3 separate regions of the Homo sapiens genome follow, and all the other regions are linked to region 3. Evidence: chromatin contacts called from ENCODE Hi-C or POLR2A ChIA-PET data. All regions are on one chromosome and are shown on one strand. The core of a region is the stretch at or near the end of the contact, and the rest is flanking DNA. Distances in the headings are between cores, read along the strand shown.

Evidence for each region. A loop is a pair of places that touch in the nucleus more often than their neighbours do. ChIA-PET counts read pairs that join two places held with the same protein, here RNA polymerase II (POLR2A). Pooled maps may share reads with other maps.
Region 1: a loop to region 3 is called in a map of posterior vena cava, with 12 times the contacts of the local background. The contact joins the promoter of KLC1 here to the promoter of KIF26A in region 3. A Hi-C loop is called at or near these places in 1 of 168 maps with a recorded cell type or tissue (posterior vena cava). POLR2A ChIA-PET finds 5 or more read pairs at or near these places in 1 of 52 experiments (A673).
Region 2: a loop to region 3 is called in a map of endothelial cell of umbilical vein, with 7 times the contacts of the local background. The contact joins the enhancer-like site here to the promoter of KIF26A in region 3. A Hi-C loop is called at or near these places in 2 of 168 maps with a recorded cell type or tissue (endothelial cell of umbilical vein and heart right ventricle) and 7 of 50 pooled maps.

What each region holds. Positions count from the first base shown.
Region 1 is chr14:103,627,699-103,631,049 of GRCh38, reverse strand. KLC1 (kinesin light chain 1) reads right to left here and starts at 1,839. Exons shown (of 17, transcript NM_001394837.1): 1 at 1,556-1,839. It overlaps LOC105370688 (a long non-coding RNA gene), which reads left to right and starts at 1,907. Exons shown (of 3, transcript XR_944248.2): 1 at 1,907-2,018; 2 at 3,125-3,311. RefSeq lists silencers at 1,092-1,271, 1,312-1,361, 1,452-1,571, 1,622-1,981, 2,072-2,271 and an enhancer at 2,712-2,801.
Region 2 is chr14:104,434,943-104,438,184 of GRCh38, reverse strand. No RefSeq gene overlaps it. Among named protein-coding and RNA genes, the nearest start is that of C14orf180, 140 kb to the left of the region's middle. RefSeq lists an enhancer at 2,332-3,197. Within about 2 kb of position 1,809, at least 17 of the 41 ENCODE cell types and tissues checked have a DNase peak (open chromatin) inside an H3K27ac peak, as active enhancers do; they include endothelial cell of umbilical vein and heart right ventricle, where a contact is called at or near this core.
Region 3 is chr14:104,137,322-104,140,623 of GRCh38, reverse strand. It overlaps KIF26A (kinesin family member 26A), which reads right to left and starts at 2,037. Exons shown (of 15, transcript NM_015656.2): 1 at 1,860-2,037; 2 at 1,336-1,581. The coding sequence starts at 1,901. KIF26A-DT (KIF26A divergent transcript) reads left to right here and starts at 1,995. Exons shown (of 3, transcript NR_158217.1): 1 at 1,995-3,094. RefSeq lists a silencer at 2,869-3,038 and an enhancer at 2,735-3,302.

The sequences.
Region 1 (3,351 bases), core at 590-3,089, 510 kb after region 3:
AAATACTGAAGATACTGTGTGCCTCTCCCCAGTGTCATTCCCTCCCCCCTTGCTGGAGATAAACGCTGTCCAGAGTCCTGTGCATGTCTGGATGCTTTTCTCTAAGACAATGCCAAGGCTGCAGTAGGGTTAGAGGTTACCACCTGGGTCCTCCACAGCACTCAGTGCCAGACAGGGCTGCCAGGCTCAACTGCAACATGATGCTGCATTCTTTGATGACTTGGAGAGACACTGGCTCTTTAGAGTGCCTACCCTCCCACACAGAATTCCATACAAGTTGAAATATACTTCATACTTAGTATCATTGTATTCCTACAAATATTTAGGAAACAGAGCAATAGGTCAAATTTCTCACCATAACAGGCTTGCTGACAATCCCTGAAAGAAGCAAGGCCATGTCTGTAATATAACTTCAGGAGGTTCTTCCAGTTTTCTAAAGTGTCTTTCACTAAACTAGTGCAATGTATTCCGAGCTGATTCTGATCAATGGCTTAGTCATGCCGTACCAAAAAAAAAGGCCTTGGGATTTAACTAATGCAAAGAATCAAAGCTCTAACTGCCCTTTTACAGAACACCTGAAATAGTATATCTCAAATTTTTTGTTCTCACATTTTTAAAAAACATCATTTTTGTAAGTATTCCTTTTCAAACGCTTAATATGTAAATTCTTAATTCATTTAAATAATAAAACAGTAACAGGCAGCAACAATTCTAATACAAATATACCTAGAAATGACCTACAAATGTTAAGTTATAAAACCATCCACTCCATCACGCATTAATTTCACTACTTTTACGCTTTATTTTAATTTTCTTAAGGAAAAGGGTACACCCAATTTTACATGGAAAAAGCATTCCAGGACGGAGGCTGCTTCAAGTTTAGTTGGAGCAACGCCAGCCTAGGTGAACAGGGTCGCCTGAAACGTTTCGCATCTGGTTACTGAAAATAAGGGGTCGCCAAGGAGGCAAAGCGGAGCCAGCTCTCGGGAGGGACCCGGCCCCCCGCCGCCCGCGAGAATGACAGGCGCGTCCGCTCAGGGCGGTGCCGGGAGAGGCGGGGGTGGAAGGAAGAGGAGGAATCGGACAAAGCCAGCCCCGCCGGGCCTCCGGCCTCCCCGCCCGCCGCGATCCCGGGGTCAGCCACCTCCCCTGTCGCGGGTTCCCGGGGTCCACAGCTGTCCCCGGGAACGGCCGCCGCCGCCCGCAGCAGGGCCAAGCCGGGGATGCGGGGCCAGGGCGGGGCCCTGGGCAGGGCCGGGGACCGGAACCTGCAGTGGGACGCGGATGGGGAGGACGCGCGGCGCCGGGAGCCGGGGCTGGCAAAAGGGCCGGGGACAAGAACCCGACCTGAACCTGGAAGGGGTCGCGGACCGGCCGGGGCGGTGAACTGGGGCGGGTACCGGGGTGGGAACGGAGAGGGGCCGGGACCCAAACCGGGAAGGAGGCCTGGATGGGGACAGAGTTACGGCCGGGGCGGGTCCGAAGAGGAGCGGGACAGGGACGGGGCGGAGGATGAGGAGGGGGCCGCGGTCCGGGGCGCACGCCGGGGACTCACCGCCTTGCTCCTGAGGGCCGCGCTCTCTCGCGCTGTCAGCACCTGGAGCGCCGCCGGGCGCGCGCGCGGAGCAGCGACTGTGCGCCGAGCCCGCCTCGGCTGTGTGAGGCACGGCGCAGCAGTCACCAGCTAGGGGCGCCGGAGCTACCGCCCCGCAGCATCCTCGGCCACCCACGCGCTGTCCCCTTGGCCGCCGAGCACAGCCCCGCGGCTCCTCGCACCAGCAGCCCAGCCGACCCAGCCAGTCCCGCTCGGCCGCCTGCGCCGCTCCCGCCGCCGAAAATGGCGTCTCAGTGTTGCTCCCCCCGGCGCCCCGCCTCGCCCCGCCCCACAATGCCGCGCGCCGGCATGACGTCATCGCCCCTCGCCCCGCCCGGGGCTGGGGAAACTGAGGCTGGGTGGCTCCCCGCAAGCGCTCGGCGAGCTGGGGACTGGAGGGGCGAGAAAGTTGTTTGGGTATCAGGTGGGCGGTCACAGGGAGGAGGGTGACGGTGCAGGACCCAGCGGGCCTCCCGGTTGTAACGCGGACGGGGGTGGGGCGCTCGGGGCAGGGCGCGGCTCGCGGGGTGGGCGGCCAGGCCCTGGCCTCTCCGACTCCGCAGCCGCGATGACCGAGCGCTTCGGCAGCTTCCCTTCCAGCCGGACTGTGGGCCCTACCAGAATGCGGCCGGGGACGGTGCAGGCCCGGCCGCAGCCGCCACCACTGGGCTCCCGCCCCACCCCACTCCCAGGCCCGCGAGCTTCATGCGCTCGTTTCGGTCCCCCCAAAACCCAGCTAGGAGGCCTTCGGGAGGCCCCGGAATCAGATGATCCCGGCCAGGCCTTTCTCCCTCCTCCAGGAAAACCGACAGCCTTTGGTCGAGACCCTGACCTCTAACCCTGCGCCCTCCCCTTCTCATTATTCCCTCTCCTCGGGGCTTTTGGACCCTCGTATCTGTACGAGGAAACTTTCCAGGCGCTCCCCCTCGACACAAACTGCGCCTCAGACGGGCAAAGGGGAAGGGCCGGGGTGTAGACTGTGAGGGTGGGAGACAACCCCCCTCTGTCCCCACGCAGCCACCGGCGCATCTCCCTGGCTGCAGGGCCTCGACCTCCAGCCCGGCCTGAAGGGCAGCGGAGCGCGCCTGGGTCAAGTCCTGCGGCTTCGCCGGCTCCGCAGGCCTGACTCAGCAGCCAGCCGGGAGGGCATGCTGATTCAATGGGCGAGGCTCCGCTCGCTGCTGCCAGCGGCTTGGGAAAAACCCTCCCAGTGCCTGCAGACGTCCCAAGTGCGGGGCCCGGAGGCATCATTTAACCTGGAGGGGTTCCTGGGCCAGTCCCCCAGCCCCATCTTGTGAACTGCTGTTCCTTTCCGATGTTATCACCCAGCACCAGCAGCCCTTTGTGAACCCTGCAGTTAGGCCCCGCAGTCACCAGAGAAGCAAGTGCTCCTCGGTTTTTCCAGGGAGGTCTGGTTACTTTTATCTCATTTATAAAGACAAAGGGGGAGCTCCTAGGTAACACGGTAGGGTTGGCCCGGGGAGAGGCACTGAGTCAGGGTCAAACAAACTTTCTCCATACCACTTTCAGGTTAGTGATTTCAGCCAGACTGCAGCTTGGATGTCACTAAGTTCAGCCACTGGGCTGGGCACCGCCAAGCATCGACTGCTCATTCTTTCTGTGCCGCTGCGCCCAGTAACTGTCCCCTCTGCTCACCCACAACCCTAGCCAGAAACCTGGGATGCCTGCACCGCTCCCTTACGCCCTACTACAACAGGTGGAAAAGATTCTACTTCCTCAATATTTCTTTGAGTTAG
Region 2 (3,242 bases), core at 560-3,059, 300 kb before region 3:
CCTCCCCTCCCCTCTTTCTTTCCTTTGCTTTGCTTTCTTAGAGGATACAGAATGGATGTGGCTGGTGGGACACTCACAAGGGGCTTTTAGACACTGCCTAGTAAAAGAGCTTGGCGCTTGAGGGGGCTTGGCCAAGTCTTCATCCCCCACCTGCGGGGCATCCAACTGCCCTGGATCCCCTGCGTCCCTTCACTGTGACCTTGGGCCTGGAGGGAGCAGACAGGCAGGCCTCACCTCCTGCGCTGTGTGCAAATTAAGTGCTGTGATGCCAGTGGAGCTGGCCCCCGGGGCTGGCCTGGGTGGTCAGGCCCCCCTTCCTTCCTCCTTCCCTGCCTCCCTCCCTCCTGCCCTTGGAAGAACAGCCTGGGCTCTCACCCACCAGGGAAGACTTCTTTCTGTCTCTCTCTTTCTCTCTGCTGTGGTCTGGGGGCTTCCAGGGGTGGTCTCCTCACTGTGTGCTTAGCGTCTCCTCCCTGCCCACTCCCAGGCACTTTCTGTTGTGTTCCCATGGGGTGGGGCGGGGTGAGGGCACGGATGTGGCATGTGGCCTTCCCAGTGAGCGCTGAATAATTAACAGCCAGGTAATGAAAGGCTCACTGGGTATTGATTGTGCCCTGGGGCCAGTGTGGGGAGGACTCATGTGTCCCAGCCCAGTGTCACCACCCACAGGCAGGCGGGAGGGCACCAGCTCAGAGGAACCTGAAGCCAGTGAAGGGCCCACAGCTGCCCACTGAGCAGCTGGCCAGGGCCCAGGAACTCCCCCTCTGCGATACCTGCCCCAGGAGTGCCCTGTCAGAGGGGAGAGGCCCAGGAGAGTGGGCGCTTACAGGAGATCCCCCTGCCTGACAGTCCTGGAAGGCTTCCAGGGCAGGTGGGGCTGGGCCTCCTGCAGCTGGGTGGGGCCGGCAGAGGTGGGCAGTGTGCTTTCAGGGCCCTGCAGCAGCTGGAGCCACCGCCTCATCCAGAGCCCCGCTGCTCAGAGCAGGGCTGCCTTCCCTCCATAATTAATTCATTGGGCCTCTGGCCCCTGTCTGGCTGCATCTCCACAAGGGAAGAAAGAGACCAGCCACCTCCCTCTCTGAGAGCAGCTTACACAGCAAGGCCCGTCAGGCTGAGCCACAACCTGGGACCCTCACCCTGCCCCCGTGCTGTGCTGGCCTGGCCCTTGGGTTCACCCACTGCTGGCTGCCTAACACCCTGTCCTCCAGGGGCTGGAGTCCAGCCCCTTTCTGGGAGCCCCCATTCCAGCCCCACAGGCAGTGTAGTAGCCAGTGCAGAGTCCGCACACGGCAGTCACCTGCCTCTCCCCTGGCCCTGGCTGGGTGACTCCCTGGGGTGTGGGGTGAGGACCATACGGCTCCTGTACCAGGGGCAGCCCCAAACTCCTTGCCTGGTGCTTCACCAGCCCCCAGCGTCTCCAGGTCTGATTGACTCATTATCTGCTCCATCGCCCTCCTTCCCACACCTAAGCTCTGACCCTGGGTAGGGGTCCAGCCTTGCCGTGTCTGAGGCCAGTGGAGACGGGCCTGGCACTGCCCAGCAGAGCACGCACGGCCATGCTGGAGCTCACCCCACAGGACGGAGAATGACACCAGCGCAGCTGCAGTAAGGACCAGGGGGTGCCCGGGAGGCTGGAGGCTAAGTAGGGCCCCTTGGTCCTGTGGTGGGAATGGGAACAGGGCCCTGGTGGGAGGGAAGTCCTGGGACAGAGCTTGGCCAGCCAGACACAGGCATGCAGTGGGAGGAGCTTGTGTCAGCAGTTCCTGGGGGAAGCTTACGGTCAGCCCCCGGCACGTCTCCTGGCATGGCCGCGGAGAAAACAGGCCACTGCGGGGAGGCAGCCGCCGGGCTAGGGGCTTGGCAGAGTGACCAGGCCCAGCTGTACACCCTTGCTGCCGTCCTGCTTCTCCATAACATCCTGTGTGGTTTCCTGCCCTGGCAGTCCTGGAGCCTTCACCCCGACTGCCCCAGGCCTGCCTCCCTCAGCTCCGCCCATCTGCAGGAGGCTCAGCTCCACCTCCCCCTGGAAGCCCGCCAGGACTACCGGGCCAGGCCAGAGGGCTTCCTGCGAGCGCCCACTCTCCTGGGCTTCCTCCCTCCTAGTGGGCGCTCCCCAGTGGACACGGATTCACTGTGCGTCCCTGGACACCTCTGGAATGTCAGCTGTCCCAGCGCATTGTCCCGATTTGTGGGATGGACTGCAGGGTTGTTGGGAGGAATAGAACAGGGCCCACCACAGCCTGGGACCATCTGCACCAGCTGGGATCATAGCTTGGGGCAGATTTTCCTAGTTCTGGCAAGACTTGCTTGAGCATAGAGAGGTCAAGGAGGCCGCATGTCTTGGGGGTAGAGTGCAAAGGGCAGGGGCTGACCCTTCCCAGTTAGCGGGGGTCCTGGGGAGGAGTAGATGCTGGGCCATCGTTCCGTGGAAACAGGACTTTAGGGGAGCCAGGGCCGTGGGCCTACCCTCCCTTCTCACTGCTGGTGACCAGGCTCGGCTTGAGGATGGGCGTGGACACGCTGGCTGCAAGGGCGCCATGTCTGGCGCCTACCTTGGGCCTGCTCTGCTCTCCTATGACTGCCAGTGGCCCCAGCACAGGTGATGGAGGGAGTGGGACAGGGTCCTTCCCCAGCACCTGCCCTCAGGGTGGCTGGACTGCCTGATGACAGCCTGTACTGACCCTGTGGTGCTGGCAACCCCACAGGAGCCCTAGGCCCTGGCCAGCCAGGCCTTCTTGGGGCACGACGGGGCCAGGGCTGGCTCCAGGGAGCCACTCGGCTGTGGGGCGTGGGCCTCATTTTAGGGTTTCTCCTCCTCCCACTCCAAGGCACTGTGCCCACTAGTCACCCCTTGCTGGGCCTCCGGGGGTCACAGTGAGGCTGGGCCAGGTCCCCTGCCTGGAGCCCACCTCCCTGAGCACCCCGACTGCCCCACAGGAACCATGGTGGGACTTGCTTGCTGGTAGCCATCAAGTCAGCCCTGCGAAGTCTGATGTTTGGAAATGCCGCTCACAGGCCACCTGCCTGCTCTTGGAGGCCCCGTTACCAGGAAGGCCTTTCCCATTCTGCAGGTCTGGGCATGTCGTGAGTGGGCCAGCACTCACACTGCCTCACAGTGAAGGGCACACAGCTGGGGACCCTGGAGTCCTCTGCTCCGGGAGGGGGTCCAAGCCCCTGAGACTCACCCTTTTCCGGGTAGTTCCTAGCCCTACAGCATGTTCCTGGCCAAGACTCCCACCTCC
Region 3 (3,302 bases), core at 788-3,287:
CCCGTGACCAGGAGCCCCCTCCCCTCCACGAGTCCATGCCAGGACCATGGCCCCAGGGCCAGGCAGCATCAGCAGTCCAAGCCCACTCCAAGAATGAGGAGACCAGCTCAATCTTAATGCCCCTCCTGTCTCTGGCGTGTTTCCCCTAATGGGGCAGCAAGATGGGCCTTTAGCTCTGGCTGGCCCTCTCCAGGGGGCCCTCAAGGGTCTCCTGCTACCTTTTAAACTAGATACAGGCCACTGGGGCACAGAGTATGGCCAAGGCTGCAGCCTGTCCAGAGCAGAGGACAGGGCGGGTCCAGCCCCACCCCAGGACAGGCCCACAGGCGCCTGGCCTGAGCCAGAGAGAGGCTACAGCAATCCTATCCCTCGCCGAGACTCCAGAGAGCCCGGAGACGGTGCCCAGGACAGAAACCAGACTGGTACCCTGCCCCACCCTGCCCTGCCCCAGACAGGGCAGTCAGGGTCTCAGCTCACTCCAACCCCCACAGCCCTTAGAGAACTATATTTAGATTCAATGGGGATTATGCGGACTTCCCAGGAACTCTTTCATAAAGGCTGAAGGCCCGGCAGCGGGCTTCCTCTGGAGACCCCCACCCGCCCCCAGCCTTTGCAAACTTCCAGCATGCATTGTTCCTGGAACAATGGTCCCTGCTCCCTCCAAAGCCGGCAGGCCCACTGGCTGGAAATCCAGGAGAACCCCTCCCCTGCAAGCACCTGCCCCTGGGGCTGGAGCCTGGGGAACCCAGAGGGCCCCGACTCAATTCCCCATGGGCGGCCACTGCCTCAGTCTATCCCAGGAGGTATGGGACAACAGTTCTTATCCTTGAGGCTGGGAGAGGAGTAGGCAGGGACCCCCCAGCTGCTGTGGCCCACCCTTTCACCTGCCAGGCCCCCCGGCCCCAGGTATGTAATTTCCAGACACCTGGCTGGGGGCCCAGGTGCCCCAAGGGCCACAATGCACCAAATAACCTCTCCCTGCTGGTAGGGCTGGAGCTGTCCCGCCCTGGGTGGAGTCCCTGCCATCCGCTCTCTCCCCTCCTCCTCCCACACAAACCTGCGTTCCAGCTGTGGGACATCTGGGCTGGGGGAGGAACGCCAGCCCAGGCCCCTCCCATCCGAGGCAGCAGGGCCCCTCGGGCTGAGCTCCCTAGCTCACACATGGTGTTACAGACCGGGAAACTGAGGCCCGCAGAAGGGAAGTCCTGGCTGATAACTCTTTGTGGAAACAGCAGCAGGGAAGGAGTGGAACCCTGCTTCCCTCCAAGCCCCAAGTTCTACCCAAGTTCGGCGTGGCCCTGCTCGGAGGGGTCGGCCTAAGGAAGTGTCACTTACCCGGAGGGTGGTCCCGGGCCCGCTGACCAGCTTCCACGCCTGTCGCTTGAGCTCCACCAGCTTCGTGTGGCAGTGGCGGCACCAGCCGCCTCCGCCGGCCGAGTGGCCCTGCTCTGGGCCGGCCCCGGCGCCTTCGGGAGCAGGGCGGCTGCCGCATGGGTCCTGGTCGGGCCCGGCGGGTAGCCTCTTTCGGGGGGACACCTCCAGCAGCGGCGGCGGCTCGCGGGCCGGGCCGCCCTCGGCCACCTGCAGGGTGTGGGGGCGGAAGCGGACAGTGAGCCTGGGACGTCCGTCGGATCCAGACCCCTGCGCGCCCTGCCCCAGCGTGACGCTCTTGCCAAAGTTAGGAGCCCTGGGCACGACCCTGGCGCTCACCCACTCCCTCCATCCCCGGAGGTCCCGCCTGCGGGTCCGCTACCCTCAGCAGGAGGCCCGGCCCCCAGGGATCCAGCGCACACCGCGAGTATCTTCGCCGTCCCGGGCCCCCGCCGCCCGCCTCCCTCTCCAGGCCGGGCCGCGCGTACCGCGGGCTGCGCAGCGCACAGAGGGACGCCGCGGCCGACCATGGCCGGGGCGCGGGAAGAGCCCGGCAGGCGCTCCCGGCCACGCTGGCTCTCCGGGGGCGCCGCGGCTACGTGATCCGGCCCCGAGGCGCCCCCATGGCCCGGCCCAGCCGCTCGGAAGTTCGCAGAGCCTGCGAGTGTCGCGAGGAGCGCGGTGGCTCCGGTGGGCGCGCTCGGGAGGCGAGGGCGGGGCCGGGGAAGGGCGGGGCTCGGGCTCCCGGGGCGGGCGGCGAGGGGCGGGAGCCCAGAGAGTGCCCCGCCCTTGCCCAGTGCTGGGCGGCGCGTGGGGGGGGTAGGGTCCCCGCTTCCCCACGCGGCCCCGCGCACTCCAAGGACCCCAACCTGTTAGGTGAGTCCCTGCCCCGGGGAGGGGCGCTGGGGGCGGCGGCGAGGATCTAGTTGCGCGCGCGCATGCGCCTCCCGCCCCTCTCCCGGGACACCAGGGCTGCGCGTCTCCCAGGAGGCGCCGACGCCCCTCCCTCTACAGGCGGGAAAACTGAGGCTGCGGAGGGGACGCTCTTGCCCAAGGCCCACGGCGAGGTGGGCCGAGGAAGGGGCGGGACCCCGGCCCCGAGACTCCCAGGCGCCTTTCCAGCAAGCCCAGCGTACTCTGCGTGTCGCGGGCCACTTTAGGTCTAACTGTCGCGCGTGGGTTAGTGTCGCCGCGGTGTGCGCCTCGAGCCGGGCAGCGACCGCGCCGGCGTATCTGTGCCTCGGCGCGTCTGCGAACGGCACGTGTCTTTACAGCCGCGCGTGTGCCCGCAAGTGGGTGTGCGCGCCGTGCCGCCCGGGAAGCGGGAGGTCCTGCGGGCGTGCGCCGGACCTGTTGTCAGCAGGCCTGGCAGATGGGAACTCAGCTCCGGAATTAATTGCTTGTTTGTCTCCGGCTGGGAGGCCGCCCCCCCGCCCTTCCCTGGCGACCAGTTGCTCTGTGCCTAGCCGGGCCCCAAATGTCGCCGGCATCCGCGGCCGCAGGCAGCTCCGGGCCAGGCTCCGGGTCAGCCCCAAAGCCCGGGTCAAGCCAGGCGGGCGCGGCGGGCGGGCTCCCCGTGACGCGAGTGCCCCCTGCCGGCCGCTGCGCACACGGCTCCGAGACTGGGGAGACAGCGCCGCGCGTCCCAGGCCTGAGGCGCACTCGGAAACTCCGAAGGTCGTGACCCGGCGGAGACCAGGACACGCGGCTGCCGGCACATACGGTGAGGCCTTCGCAGAGACTCAGTACGTCAAAGTGACCCTTTCCGTTTTGCCCACCCCCTTTTACTTGGATAAGCCTCCCCGCCCACGCACGCACTCCCCAGAAAGTGGGGTGGGTGATCCCCTCCCGGCTTTCCGGGTCGTTGATGACCTTAGGGGTTCGAAAACGCAAGGGGGTATGGAATAAAGTGGCAGGGGCTCTCCACTCTT